3 separate regions of the Homo sapiens genome follow, and regions 1 and 3 are each linked to region 2. Evidence: chromatin contacts called from ENCODE Hi-C data. All regions are on one chromosome and are shown on one strand. Each heading gives the region's core, a stretch centred on a gene start or an enhancer-like site at or near the end of the contact. The rest is flanking DNA. Distances are from core to core; before and after follow the strand shown. Region 1 has its middle 21 kb from the start of ZNF678. Region 2 holds the start of WNT9A (Wnt family member 9A). Region 3 holds the start of OBSCN-AS1 (OBSCN antisense RNA 1).

Region 1 (3,993 bases), core at 984-3,483, 410 kb after region 2:
GGCCTGAGACCCAGAGACATAACACCTGATCATCACACCCGGGCTTCCCTGCCAAGGCTAGACAATGCTCAGTGGAGGCAGGCAGTCTGGGCTTGGGGCCAGGACAAGGGTGGGGGTCCCACTGGGTAGGCCTGCTTCCCCAGACCCAGCTGGGATGGTTGACCCGCCACTTGTCATTCTGTCAATGTGCAACCTAGATGTGAGGGGCTCACTGCAGACTCTGGCCACACCAGTCACACTCCCCAGCCAGGCCCAATTCTGCCCATCCCACCTAACCTGGCCCCACATGTCCAGTGCCCACCAAGATCCTGCCAGCCAGAAGGACCCATGCTCACCTCCTAAAGCATCCACATGTACCTGCATCCCATAGGGACCCACAGCTCAGGGACAGCCCCTGTGGACCCCCATGGTCAGGGGGTCTCCTGACCTAACCCCCAGCTCTCCAGTCCTAGCCATCATGTCTTTTGGGGACCACCAAACACTGGCCGCCGATGGCCCCCAAGAAGGCAGAGAATGGGCTGGTCATGGCAGCCTCAGGCCTGGGCCCTGACCCCAGGGAAACAGCTGGTTAGTTCTGATTTGGACTGAGCATTAACAACAGGTCAAGCCATGTGCACAAGTATTCTCCTCTATCCGGTCCAGCAGTAGGCTGGGGGACCCAGTGCAGCCCCGGGACCAGCCGTGCACAGTGGTTCCAGCAGTGTGGGGTGGGGATCAGGGAAAGGCCCCGCACTCAGCCAAAAGTTGACCCCTGACCTGTTCACCCACCCTGCACAGGGACCCCAGACTTCAGGCAGAGGCAGGCAGTGGAGTTGCCATCTCCTGGGATCCCATCCAGGGTCCACAGAGGCCTGAGAAATCCTGGCAGGGGCTGAGCTGGGGGAGTCAGGCAGGGGCGGGGGGGGGGAAGGCAAGTAAAGGGCAGCATGCAACTGGGCATGACTGGCACTAAGACTTCAGGGTCTAGCTGGCCCTGAAAAGGTGACAACAGGACAGAGTCCAGACGAGCCCCTCCACACCCCAACCAGCTGCCAGGCACACATGGTGCCCCTCACTTCCCCAGAGGCCCCAGGAAGGGCTCTTTCTTAATCAACACAATGGGGGCCCCACCCACACCCACACATGCAGTGGTGTCCACACATATCAGAGAATGAAATTCCTGCTGTGCCGATATGGGGGACGAATTTCCCTGCCCCCACATTCCCCAGCTTCATCCCCACATGGCGCTGAGCTTGGGGTGCCCAAGCCAACAGCCCATTGATGCAGCAACCCGAGGGATGCTGTGTCTTGAAGGGACCTGTGAGGCCTAGGGGGCATTTCACAATCAGAGCATTTCCCTGACTTTGTCATTCACCGGCCCTCTGCCTCAGTTTCCTCCACTATGACACAAGGAAGAAATCCTGCCCCACAGACCTGGGGTCTCAGCGAGGCCACCACACCAGGTTAAATGGCTGGAGTGTACAAAAGCCGGGATGAGAGTCCCTGCCCGGGGTATCTCGCCCTGGGACTGAGATCCACCAGTCCATGGCCAGGCCAGCCTGTCAGGGAGGGCTCCCAGTTCCAAGTCCCTGCAGTTGAGGCCCCCAGCGCATTGGGAGGCACAGGGTCGGGTGGAGTGGAACAACGCCCCATCATAAGAGCCCTGGGCAGACCTTAGAGAACAAGCATTAAACTGAGACTCGAATCTGAAGCCAGCTCCGCCAAAAGACTTGGCTTTGGGGTGATATGAGAGCCGGGGTCAGGGAACAAAGCGTTCTGGTTTTAGGCCCACAGGAAGATCTGTGAAGCGCTCTTGGGTAGAGCACACGTTGCCGGGTATGTGCTTGAAAAGAGCCTAAGAAGAGGGGGCGCCAGGAAGGAACCCCGACGCCTAGGGAGAGTCCAGCCTTCCCGCTTCAGCACCTGGCCACATTCCGCAGTTACCCAAGCCAGAAAAAAAAAAAAAAATCCAGAGGCCAGGGAGGCTAATGGGGCTTTACTGGGACTATTTGGCCTAATCCTCCAAACAACCCTGCCATAGCAGCCCATCAGTCCTCTGCGACAGGTGAGGAACCTGAGGTCCCAGGAGGACACCCAGAAAGTCTAGGCGGAGCCCCGCAGGCCTCCACACTTCCCCGCGTGGCAGCTCCAACCCCAGCTTTTTAACTAGTAAGTCACTCGAGCAGCTGGGCCACTTCCGCTCCCCCCGCGGGGAGGCAGCTTCGCGCTGCCGCCTGGCTGGGGACAGGGACGCCACCTCCCGCTGGCTGCCACCAGGGGGCGCGCCCGCAGGGTCCCGGTGCCGGGCGGCGCATGTGCAGCGGCCAGCGCACCGGCTCCTGCCCTCGCCGCGGCCTCTGCCAGGACCCCGACACCCCGCCCGACCCTACCCTCAAGCGGGGCTGCGGCCTCACCGTCTGCAACAGCCGCTCCGTCCGGCATTTGGCGTGCTCCCCGGGGCAGAGGCCGCGGTGTCCTCAGGCTGTGGCACCAGCCTGCGACCCCCACGCCCGGCTCCGGCCCAGGAGGAGGAGGGCGCTGCTCCCCGGGTAGGGCGACCGGTCACCTGGGCCGGGAGGGCGGCGCAGGGGCGGAAGCGGCTGTCCGGGCTGCTGCTTTGGACTTCTCCGCCCTCTGGCCGGCCCGGCCGCGTCGCCCAGGGCTCCAGGGCCGCCTGGCGCCACCCTCTCCCAGCGCCGCGGTCCCTCCGGTACCTCCCTGGCGGCTGCGGAGCCCTCCTGGGACAGGGTCCATAAACTCTCTAGAGCGGGAAGTCGCGCAGTCGCGGGGCCGTCACGGGGACCGCTCGAGATCCGAGCCCACTGGGTGCCCCGGACCCTTCTCTCGCCGGCCCGGCCCCGCGCCCAGACCTAGCGGCCGCTGGCGCCTGGCCCGCTGCGTGGGTCTTCGGTGAGCTAGCTGCCCACCCAGTGCTGCGGCCTCGGCTCCCGCATGCGCGCTCTGGTGGTTCCTTGCTAGGGGCGACCCTGTGGGCCAGCTTCCCACGCCCGGTCCCCAGGCCGCGCCCAACCCGGCTCCCTGGGCTAGGGTACTGGCTCCTCCTGGGGGCCGTGGGACTGGGAGGCAGGGGCGTTAAGGGAGACGGTGGGACCGAGGGCAGCCCCTGCTGAGTGCACCGCGAGGTCGAGCGCAGGCCTCTGTTGCACAGTGCGCGGCTTTTGCTGGGACTGTGCTGGGGCTCAGAGGGTGGTATCAGTGCCAGAGGCGATGTCAGGGAGGCTTCACCAAGAAGAAGCCGCGGAGCTGACCCCTGGGGTGTGAGCAGGTCTTCTTCAGGTGGAAGAGGGCAGGACCGAATTGCAGGTGGAGTCAACTGTGTTTTCGCACACCTGGGGGGTGAAGGGGACGCAGTCTGTCTACCTGACCCGTGAAATGTAGGAGACTGTACCCCAGAAGCAGCGGGTTTACTGCTGCATTGATTAACCAAGTCTGGAACAAACATGTAGCTAAGCTGCGAGTTCTGTGCCAGTGGTCCCAACACCCACTCCCCCAGGAAAACACAGCTTTGGAGGTTGGGTGCTTGTCAGGCCTCAGAATGGAGAGCAGGGGCCAGAGACACCAAGCAGGGGGAACCCACCCTAGGCCTCTTGAGGGACGACGATGTGGGGAGCTGGTGGCAGAGCCTGAGCTGGCCCGAGGTTGCATGGTGGGGACAGATTCGAGGCATAGTAGGGACTGGTGACCTCAGTTCCCAGAATGTCCCAGCCTGGCCTCCTGGTCCAGCTAGCAAGTAGTGGGTGCTGCCCTGCAAAGACTCTGGGGGTGCCTGGGCCCCCCCTCACCAAACTTGACTGGTGACTTCTGTGTTCATCCTCACAAGAAGAGGGATTTTCTCTCACTTTCAGGCAAGCCCAGGAAAGTCAGGGGCCTATGTGAGCCAAAGAGGAGAGAAGGCGATGCTTTAGCCCATTGTTTCTGCCCCGCCTGGTTTGTGGCCTTGGGGACTTGATTTGCACCACAGGATAAAGGGCAATGAAAGCCCCTCCCTGACTG
Region 2 (4,067 bases), core at 629-3,128:
CTGGGTGGGCTGGGCTGCCGTCTGCACTCCCTCTGCTGAGTCAGCCCCATTTCAAGGGAGGTGGCCCAGCCCCCTGAGCAAAAGAGGACAAACAAGTGCCCTCTCCCCACAGGAGGGGGGTCCTATGGATGGGGAAGGATGTGAGACCAGTCACACCTAGTGGAAAAGCAGAACCAGGGGCCAGGGCTCCCACACAGGACATCATGCCTTGGAGAAAAGCCACCACTCGCTGGAGTTGGATGGGTCTCAGATGGGGAAACCGAGGCCCCGAGAGGGAGTGACTGCTCAGGCCCGGTCTCCTCCCTTCCCCACCCTTGCTTTGCCCCACATGCACCTGAAGCTCACCTGGCAAACTGGCCATCAGACACTCAGAAAGGGTATGCTCACAGGGGTGACCCACATGGCCAGGCTTTCCCAGGGAAGCAGGGCCGGGAGCCCTAGGGGTGGCGAGGTTGGCTCAGATCCTCGTGGGGGCCATTTTCTGCTGCTCCTATCTTCTTTGTTTTTCCTCTGAGGACCCTCATATTCGCCTCTGTCACTGCCACTGGCGGGATTTCACAGCCTTCCGGGGGCATGTGCTCCGCCCCCCAGGTTCTGCGGTCACTGTGCCAGAATCAGTCCCTGCAGGCACAGAGGGCACTGCCTAGAGACCTGGCACCGCAGCCCAGGTCTCTGAGGCCCCTGCAGCACGTGGCTGGGCAGGCTCGCTGGCCCTGTGTCCTCAGCCTTGGCAGCCTAGCCCGTGTTGGAGGCACCATCCTGCACTGACCAGGGTCTGCAGGTGGCAGGCATGCCACCGCCAGCCTGGACCCCAAGCCCTGTTCTTGTGTCCCTTGTTGCATGGCACAGAGGCCCCATCCAGGGAACTTATAAGCCTTCTCCTGGATGCCACCCCCAGGTCTGTCTGGAATGTGTGCACCTGTATCCTAATGCCAGCTCTGGGTCCTCTGACACCATTCTGCTTCAGAAGCAGCTCCGAATCCGTATCGCAGAGGGGACGAGTCCCCGGGCTGTGACTGAGCGCTTCCAGCTGCCTGGGTGTGCACCTTCCATCCCAGGAGTCCTCTTTCTCCCCGTCCCGGCCAGGACACAGGCTCTGAGAAGGGCGTTGCCCGATGGCTGGTGTTTCATTGACTTAGCCGCTAGCTCCACTCCCACAATTTAAGAATGGGGAGACCATCAGGACCCCAAAAGGTAGAGCTACTCACCTCACAGCCCCAGCAGGCTACGTCGCTTCATTCCCAGGCCGAAAGCGGCCACAGTCCCTGCCAGAAAGGAGCGATTCTCTGGCCCCGCTCCTTGAGGGGGTCAGCATGCGCAAGAGGCGCAGGCATCACCGGCTGGCCCGACTCCTCCTCACCAAGCTTCCCCCGGAGCAGCCGCGCAGCGCCCAGCTCGGGGCAGACGGCTGGGTCCTCTGTGGAACCATCCCCGACCGTCCCGGCCTGGAGCCCCGCCGGCGGCTAGCCCGGCGGCCAACGCCTCCCCTCCCCTCCCCCTCAATCCCGCCCCGGGGGCCGCCCCAAGCTCCCACTGCAGCGCCCCCAACGCTCTACCCGCTTCCCGATGCCCGCCTCCGGCCCCCCAATGCCGTCCCGCCGTGGTCGCCCCGGGTTCTCGCACGCCCCGCCCTCGGTTCCCACCGCTCTCCGCCTCCCCTTCCTCCATCCCCGCCGGGCAGGGCGCGCCCGAGACCCGCGCCGGGAGCGGCGGCCGGGGCCCCGAGTGGCCGGGAGGGGCTGGCGGGCTGGCGCGCGCGGCTCGGGTTTCGGCCCGCCCCCGGCGCCGGCGTGATCCCCTCCCGGGCGCGGGGCGGGGCCGGGCCCAGCTGGCCGCGCTCCGGGCGCTATAAGAGGGCGGCGGCCGCGGCGCGCCCTGCGCGGAGCTGGGAGCGCGATGGTCGGCCGCCGAGGCGCGGCAAGATGCTGGATGGGTCCCCGCTGGCGCGCTGGCTGGCCGCGGCCTTCGGGCTGACGCTGCTGCTCGCCGCGCTGCGCCCTTCGGCCGCCTACTTCGGGTAGGTGCCTTCGGCGGCCGGCGCGCACTGGTGGGCGGGGGCGGCGGGGCCGGGGCGGGGTCGTCCGGAGTCCCCGAGGCACCCGGGGTGGCTGGGGCCGGGGCGCGGCGGGGCCGCCGGGTTGCCTGGCGCTGTTTGTTTGCGGCGCGCGCGTCGCTCCGTCCGCTGCGCGGCACGGCTAGAGAGGCGGGTGGACCCGTCCGGCTTGCGCCGGGCCGCGGTCCTCCGTGACCGCAGAGTCGTCGTCGTCGTAGTCGCCGCCGTGAGCAGGACTGCCTCGCGCTTAGGGACTGGGATCAGGTCCCGACTTCCTTGGGCCGCCGTGTCCTTGCCAAAAGGCTGGAGCCTGAGTCCTCAGCCCCTGGCCATCGCCCACCTAGCAGCTTCCCCCCCTTTCTCTTCTCGAGAAGTTAATTTAACAATAACAAAAATACGTACAAAATCCAGATGTTCCTCGCGCTGAGCCCCAAACGGAGAGAGAGAGAGAAAGAGAGAAATCCTCCAAGCTGGAGGAATTTATTTTTCTTGCGCTTTGCTTCTGACTCTGTGGCCCGGGCCCCGGCCCGCGGGAGCGCGTCCATGGAACCTGGCCGGGAGCGCAGGGCCCGGCCGGGGCGTCCCGCGGTGTCATTGCCCGTGCTCACGTGTCTCTGCAGCAGCGCTTTGCCGGGCTGTCGGCGCGTCTCTCTCTTCCTTTCTTTCCCTTCCTTCTTCCCTCCCCCTCTCTGAGGTCTGGGATGCCCAGTCCTGCGACCTTTACAGGGACCCTCGCTGCGCTTTGGGCGCGCTGAGGTGCAGGGTGGCGCCGTGCGAGGCAGCGCCCCGGGCCTCCCCGCCACCCTCCAGCCTCCTACCCCGAGCGCCGCCGCTGGGAGCCCTGGCTGGCCTTCGGATCCCAGCCCCCGACCTGGACGCCCTGGGCCGCTCCCTCAGCCGGGCCGCCGCCCTCCGCCGGTCACCTGTTCCCGGCCCTCTGGCCTGAGCGCCAGCGCGCGGCGGGCTGGCCGGCAGAGGGCCCCGTTGGTCCAGGAATCTGGCACCCGCCCGGGCAGGGAGAGGCCGCCTGGGCCGAGGAGCCCTGCAGGTGTATCCTGTTCTCAAAGAAAATAAAATATTTTCATGGGAAACTTTCCCTTTGTGTTTTTCTTTCTCTCCCTTTCTTCTCTCTGTTCCTTTCTTCTGGGTCGTCTTCCAGGGTCAGCCCGGTGTCTCAGTTCCCTGGGGCCCCCACCCGCAGCCCTCTCCTGGCTCCAACTGTGGGTACGGCCCTGGGCCTGGGCTGGCACGCCACTGCACGCCATCTGTGCAACCCGTAGCCTCACCCGGGAGGGCAGGAGGGAGGGCCACAGGTCCGCGGTGACTCACCGTGGCCTTGTCAGCCAGCTGTGCTTCCCTGCTCTCCGGCCCAGCGGAGGCTCTGCTTCTTGGGCTGGGGACACACCCTGGGCTTGTCCAGGCTGCAGCGGCTTTGTCCCTGCTGTGATCCGATTCCTGGAGACGGGGTGGCGCTGGGTCTTGGCCTCTCCTTCTCTGACCTATCTCTGGGCTTTGTGCCCTAGAGAAGGTCAAGGGGCTCTGCTGCTTTGTGTGCGTGTGTTTCAGCTCTCTTGCAGACAGTAAGTCCAGGCTGGTGCCAGGCGCATAGCAAGGACTTAAGTGCTGTTGTGGCTTCTCTGGCCAGGCCCCCTTGGCCCTGCTTCTTGGCTCCAAAGGACCCATCAAGGGAGAATTCCTGAGTCCTGTCTGAGGGCAGCTCTCCATGTAGCTGCCCTGTGGGAAGTCCAGAGGGCAAGTGTGCTGCCTTTGGGGACAGCTGGCATTGCAGAGGGCAGCTAGGACTCTGTTTGACTGATGGAGAATGAGCACCTTCCTGAACCAGGGGCTGGGGGGGCATCCTGGGTCAGGGCAGGCCAGGTTCCATCTGGGCTGCTGGAGGCCTTGGGCCCCCTGTAAGTCAGTTCCCAAGGTTGGGCTGGGGAGGGGAAGCAGGGCACAAAGGGCTCCAGGCTGGGTTGTGCGGAGGCCTCTCCTGCTGTGGCTCCTGGCCCAG
Region 3 (4,403 bases), core at 1,352-3,851, 270 kb before region 2:
AGGCAGGGGAGACAATGGCAGAACAGAGGTCACAGATACACCAGAGAAGCAGGGGAGACAGAGGTGGAACAGCCAGGCATGGGATGGCAGAGACAGAAAAAAGCAGGAAAGAAACGGAAGGGAAAAGATTAACAAGATAGAGGAGGCAGGAGGGGGAAAGGAGGAAAGTGGGGAGACAGACATGAGGCTCTGCCCAGCAGGACCCCTGCAGCCCCAGGCCCTCACCCAGACACCAGGGACCAGTGCCACCAGCCAGCCTGGGTGAGTCCTCACACGCCCACCACCCTGCCTGCTTCATCCCAGTGACCTGCAGGCTGACAGGGTGTCCTGGGGCCCTCAGACCTGTAGCAGCCCTACCTGGAGCCCTGACACCGCCCACCCTGGAGAAATGAGGCTCAGGGTCCCAAGCTGGGGCCCTCCACCTACCCCGGACCTCCATCCGGATGCTGCTCTCAATGCCGTTGGCCACGAACTTCAGCTGCGCCCCGTGCAGGCTGGCGGGCACCTCCCGGATGGTGAGCGTGTGCCGGGTGCGATCACAGTGGATCTCATACACACTGCTGGCCTTCAGGGCCTGCCCATCCAGGAACCACTCACCCGCTGAGGCCACCGTGAGGTCCACGGAGAAAGTGACCTCGCCACCCTCTACCGCCTGCACCGCCTTCAGCGGTGTCCTCACGGCCAGCTTGGGGGCTGTGGGGCGGGCAGCGTCAGAAAGGGGCCGAGGAGGAGTGGGGAGTGCTGAGGAGGTCTCTGCCTTCCCCTTCTCTTCCTACAGAGCCTAGACCTAAATGTTCCTCCTCCAGGAAGCCCAGCCAACACACAGAGCGACCATAGCATGAGTCAGGCTCATGAAGGAACAAGGACAAGGTACAGCTGCCCTGAGACCCCTCCAGCATCCTACAAGCCCCACCAGAGTGGGGCAGCCCTGGAGCCCCGTCCCCTGGGTCTGCTGGAGACAGGCAGGCTCCCAGGGGCCCTGTAGTGGGGTCACCTATCCTTCCCACCACGGACACTGCACCAGGGCAAGGCCTTGGCAGCCCCCCTCCCCACAGAAGGTCCCCATGAGGCCACTCTGGCCTCCCCTGAAGCTGGACCTGGGGGATTCCGGGGCAGGTGAGCAGCCCCGTAGGTTGTAACAGGGAGGTCCCACTTACCCAGGTGGACAGTCCCCGGGAACTCGAGGTAGGGACTCTGACCAAAGCTGTTGAGAGCGGACACTCGGAACTGGAAGTTCCCCTCCTCCGCCACATCAGCCACGGTCAGCTCAGGTGTAGCCACCCATTCAGCCTCGTGGCACCTGATCCAGGTGTAGGTGCCAAGCTTCTTCTTCTCTACCAGGTAGCCGTCGATAGTGACAGGGCGTTCCCCATGGGGTGGTGGGGACCAGCTGAGAATCACGGAACTCTCCATCCTGGCCTTTACCACAGGATCCACAGGGGGTTGCAGGGGAGGCTTCCTGGGGGCTGTGTAGAGGGTGGGCAGAGGTCAACTACTGGGAGCCTCTTCCTGAGCCCTGGGTCTGGAATCACCTGGAGGGGTGTCACAGGATCCCCAGCTCTCTTGGGGCTGCTCTGGGGACCTGGACCACTGGCCACAACCTCCAGCCCCAGACCTGCAGCCACTTCTCTGGTTGCAGCTGAAAGACTGCGCGGGGGCTCAGGGAGCCTAACGTTGGAGGGCCAGGGCTATGGTCTTGCCCGGCGGCCCTCGGTACAGCAGGCTGAAGCCCAGAGAGCTGAGGTAATGGAGGGCAGGGGACTGGGACCAGGGAGACAGCAGGGAAGCGATGCCATCCTGGGAGCACCCTCAGGCCCTCACCCGACACGCAGAACTGGGTGGACGTCTGGCAGTCGCCAGCCATAAAGGCCACCTGGCCCACATCCTCCAGGCAGCACTGGGAGATGGTTAGTGTGTGGCGCGTGCCCTCCGCGGAGATGGCCACGCGGCCCCCCGCCACCACTTCCTCCTGGTTCCGCAGCCAGTGGACGGGGCCCACCGGGACCGCCAGCTCCACGCAAAACATAGCCGTGTCGCCCACGCGCACCGCCGTCTTCCGAGGGAGCTTTCGGAGGAGGTTTCCTGGGGTGGAGGGAGCCGGGCCAGTCAGACCAGCCCCTGCACGCCCCGCTCCAGACTCGCTCCTCCGCTTGCCCCCTGTCTCCCGGTTCCCAACTGCCTCCGATTCACTCCCCCGCGCAACCCCTTACCTGTCCCGCCGGCCCAAGTCCCAGCTCGGTCCCACAAGACCCCTGCCCACTCCGTCTCCCCTTCCCCCTAATCACCACCCCGTGCCCGGCCCGAGCTTGCTCCTCCGCCCCCACCTTACCTGCCCTTCCCGCCCCAGTCCCGCCCCTGCCTGCCCCAGTCCCAACTCGTACCTCGCAAGCCCAGTCCGTCTGCACCCTGCCCGCCCCCGTGCCCGCCCAGCCCGTGCGGCCTGGCTCCCCCCTCCCCCGCCCCCGGCTCCCTTCTCGGTGCCTCCTTGCCCCCGCTACCTCCCCGAAGCCGCCCTGTGCCCCGCCCCGTGCCCCGCCCCGCCTGCCTTGGACTGCGAGCTCCGCCACCGTGCGGCTGCCCTCTGGCGTCTCGCAGATGTACACCGCGTCGTCGTCGGCCGAGACATTGCGCACGGTCAGGCGGCGCTCGGTGCCCTCCTCCTCGATGCCGTACTTGGCGCTCGCCCACAACCGCGTCTCCTCCTTGAACCACGCGGCCTCAGTGGACGGCTGGGGCACCTCACATAGGAACGTGGCCGACTCCTTCTCCCGCACCTCCAGATCTTGCAGCCGCTTTTTGAAGGGAACCGCGGGCTCTGCCAGGAGAGAAGACTGGTGAGAGGGGCGGGGCCGGAGGGTGCAGGACGACGGCGGGGTGGGAAGGGGGAAATTGGGGGATTGTGGGCGGGAAAGGAGACTGGAGGATGCAGAGGTGAGGGTGTGGGAAGGAATAGGGGACAGGAGCAGAGGGGCTGGGAGGCTGGAAAGGAGAGGGTGCAGGGTAGAGGAGTGGGCTGGGGAGAGGAGCGAGCAGGAGGCAGAGGGGCTAAGGGTTGGGAAGGGCGCAGGGGAGGAGACAGGAAGTTGGGGGGCGGGGGAGTAGAAGAGCAGAAGGCAGAGTGGTGGAGGTTGGGTTGGGAGCAGCGGGAGGGAGAGGGCGGGGCTGAGGAGGTGGGATCCCCTGCGGCCCCGCCCCTCTCACACCTCTCGCCCCTGTCTGTGGGCCAGCGGTGGCGGGTTGGGGGCGCGGCATGCAAAGGGGGCGGGGCGGGCAGGGGACTGGGTGGGGAAAGCGGGTTGCGGGTGTTTAGAATAGGTCGTGGGGCGTCGCCCGCATTTTGCGCACCAGGAACGGACACCTGCAACCCTGGATTCCACGACCGGACAGACGCGGGTGGGAAACGGCAGACCGCAAGGGCGAAAGGACCCAGGTGCACGGGTTGCGGAGGAGCCTGGGCCCGCGCGCCCCGCACCCAGGAGCTCACCGCGCACTACGACCAGCACAGAGCTGTAGGTCTGGCCCACGAGGTTGGACGCCGTGCAGGTGTAGAGGCCGCGGTCCGACTGCTTGCAGAAGAGGATCTTGAGCACGAAGTTCTCCTGCGCGTCCTCGTACACCACGTGGCGCCGGCCCTCGGTCACCAGCTGGCCGTCCTTCTTCCACACCGTCTCGGGCTTGGGCTCGCCGGTCACGTAGCAGCTGAGGCGCGCGTGCTTGCCTTCAGTCACCGTGCAGGTGCGCGTGCCGGTGCTGGGCGGTGAGGCGGGGGCGCCCTCGGCGCGCATAGCCTCGCGCCGCCGCTGCAGGTGCGCCAGGAGCGCGGCCGTGGAGGTCCCGGGCCGGCTGGCCGTGTCCGCGGCGTCCGAGTCCACCACTAGCGCCGCGGCGGCGCTGGCAGCGCCCAGCGGGTTCTCGGCGCGGACCTCGTAAGTGCCGCCGTCGCGCGGCCGCGCCGCCCGAATGCGCAGCGCACTTGCCTCGCCGAGCTCCTCCACGCGCACGCGGGGGCCGTCGGGCTCACCCAGGCGCCGCCCGTCCTTGGACCAGCTCACTGCCGGCCTCGGGGAGCCACCCACGCGGCAGCGGAAGGTGGCCTCTGAGCCCTCGCGCACGCGGATGGACGTGGGCCGCAGCAGGAAGTGCGGCGCCTGCTCGGCGCACGCGGCCTCCGCGTCCACCTGCAGGCCCACAGCAGCGAAGGCCTCGCCTATGGCATTGCGCGCGCGGCACACGTATTGCCCACTGTCGCCCAGCGCCAGGTCCAGGATAGTGAGGCGGTAGAGGTCGCCGTCCTGGGCCAGACGGAAGCGCGCGCCGGCCGCCACCGGCTGCTGGTCCTTCTCCCAGCTCACCTGTGGCGTGGGATTACCCACGATCTGGCAGCTGAGGGTGGCGTCCTTGCC

Evidence for each region. A loop is a pair of places that touch in the nucleus more often than their neighbours do. Pooled maps may share reads with other maps.
Region 1: a loop to region 2 is called in a map of gastrocnemius medialis, with 5 times the contacts of the local background. The contact joins the enhancer-like site here to the promoter of WNT9A in region 2. A Hi-C loop is called at or near these places in 15 of 168 maps with a recorded cell type or tissue (CD4-positive, alpha-beta T cell, GM12878, IMR-90 and 10 more), 7 of 37 single-sample maps with no recorded cell type and 27 of 50 pooled maps.
Region 3: a loop to region 2 is called in a pooled map, with 2.2 times the contacts of the local background. The contact joins the promoter of OBSCN-AS1 here to the promoter of WNT9A in region 2. A Hi-C loop is called at or near these places in 1 of 50 pooled maps.

Annotation. Positions count from the first base shown.
Region 1 is chr1:227,540,976-227,544,968 of GRCh38, reverse strand. No RefSeq gene overlaps it. Among named protein-coding and RNA genes, the nearest start is that of ZNF678, 21 kb to the left of the region's middle. RefSeq lists a silencer at 2,109-2,708. Within about 2 kb of position 2,233, at least 24 of the 41 ENCODE cell types and tissues checked have a DNase peak (open chromatin) inside an H3K27ac peak, as active enhancers do; they include gastrocnemius medialis, heart left ventricle, heart right ventricle and 1 more, where a contact is called at or near this core.
Region 2 is chr1:227,945,743-227,949,809 of GRCh38, reverse strand. It overlaps WNT9A (Wnt family member 9A), which reads left to right and starts at 1,878. Exons shown (of 4, transcript NM_003395.4): 1 at 1,878-2,017. The coding sequence starts at 1,923. It overlaps LOC124904533 (a long non-coding RNA gene), which reads right to left and starts at 3,952. Exons shown (of 2, transcript XR_007066912.1): 1 at 3,383-3,952; 2 at 2,507-3,108. RefSeq lists silencers at 1,764-1,843, 2,947-3,056 and an enhancer at 1,924-1,973.
Region 3 is chr1:228,211,853-228,216,255 of GRCh38, reverse strand. It overlaps OBSCN-AS1 (OBSCN antisense RNA 1), which reads left to right and starts at 2,601. Exons shown (of 2, transcript NR_073155.1): 1 at 2,601-2,834. OBSCN (obscurin, cytoskeletal calmodulin and titin-interacting RhoGEF) reads right to left here. Exons shown (of 116, transcript NM_001386125.1): 2 at 3,485-4,403; 3 at 2,546-2,815; 4 at 1,822-2,082; 5 at 1,158-1,466; 6 at 427-693. RefSeq lists a silencer at 2,465-2,514.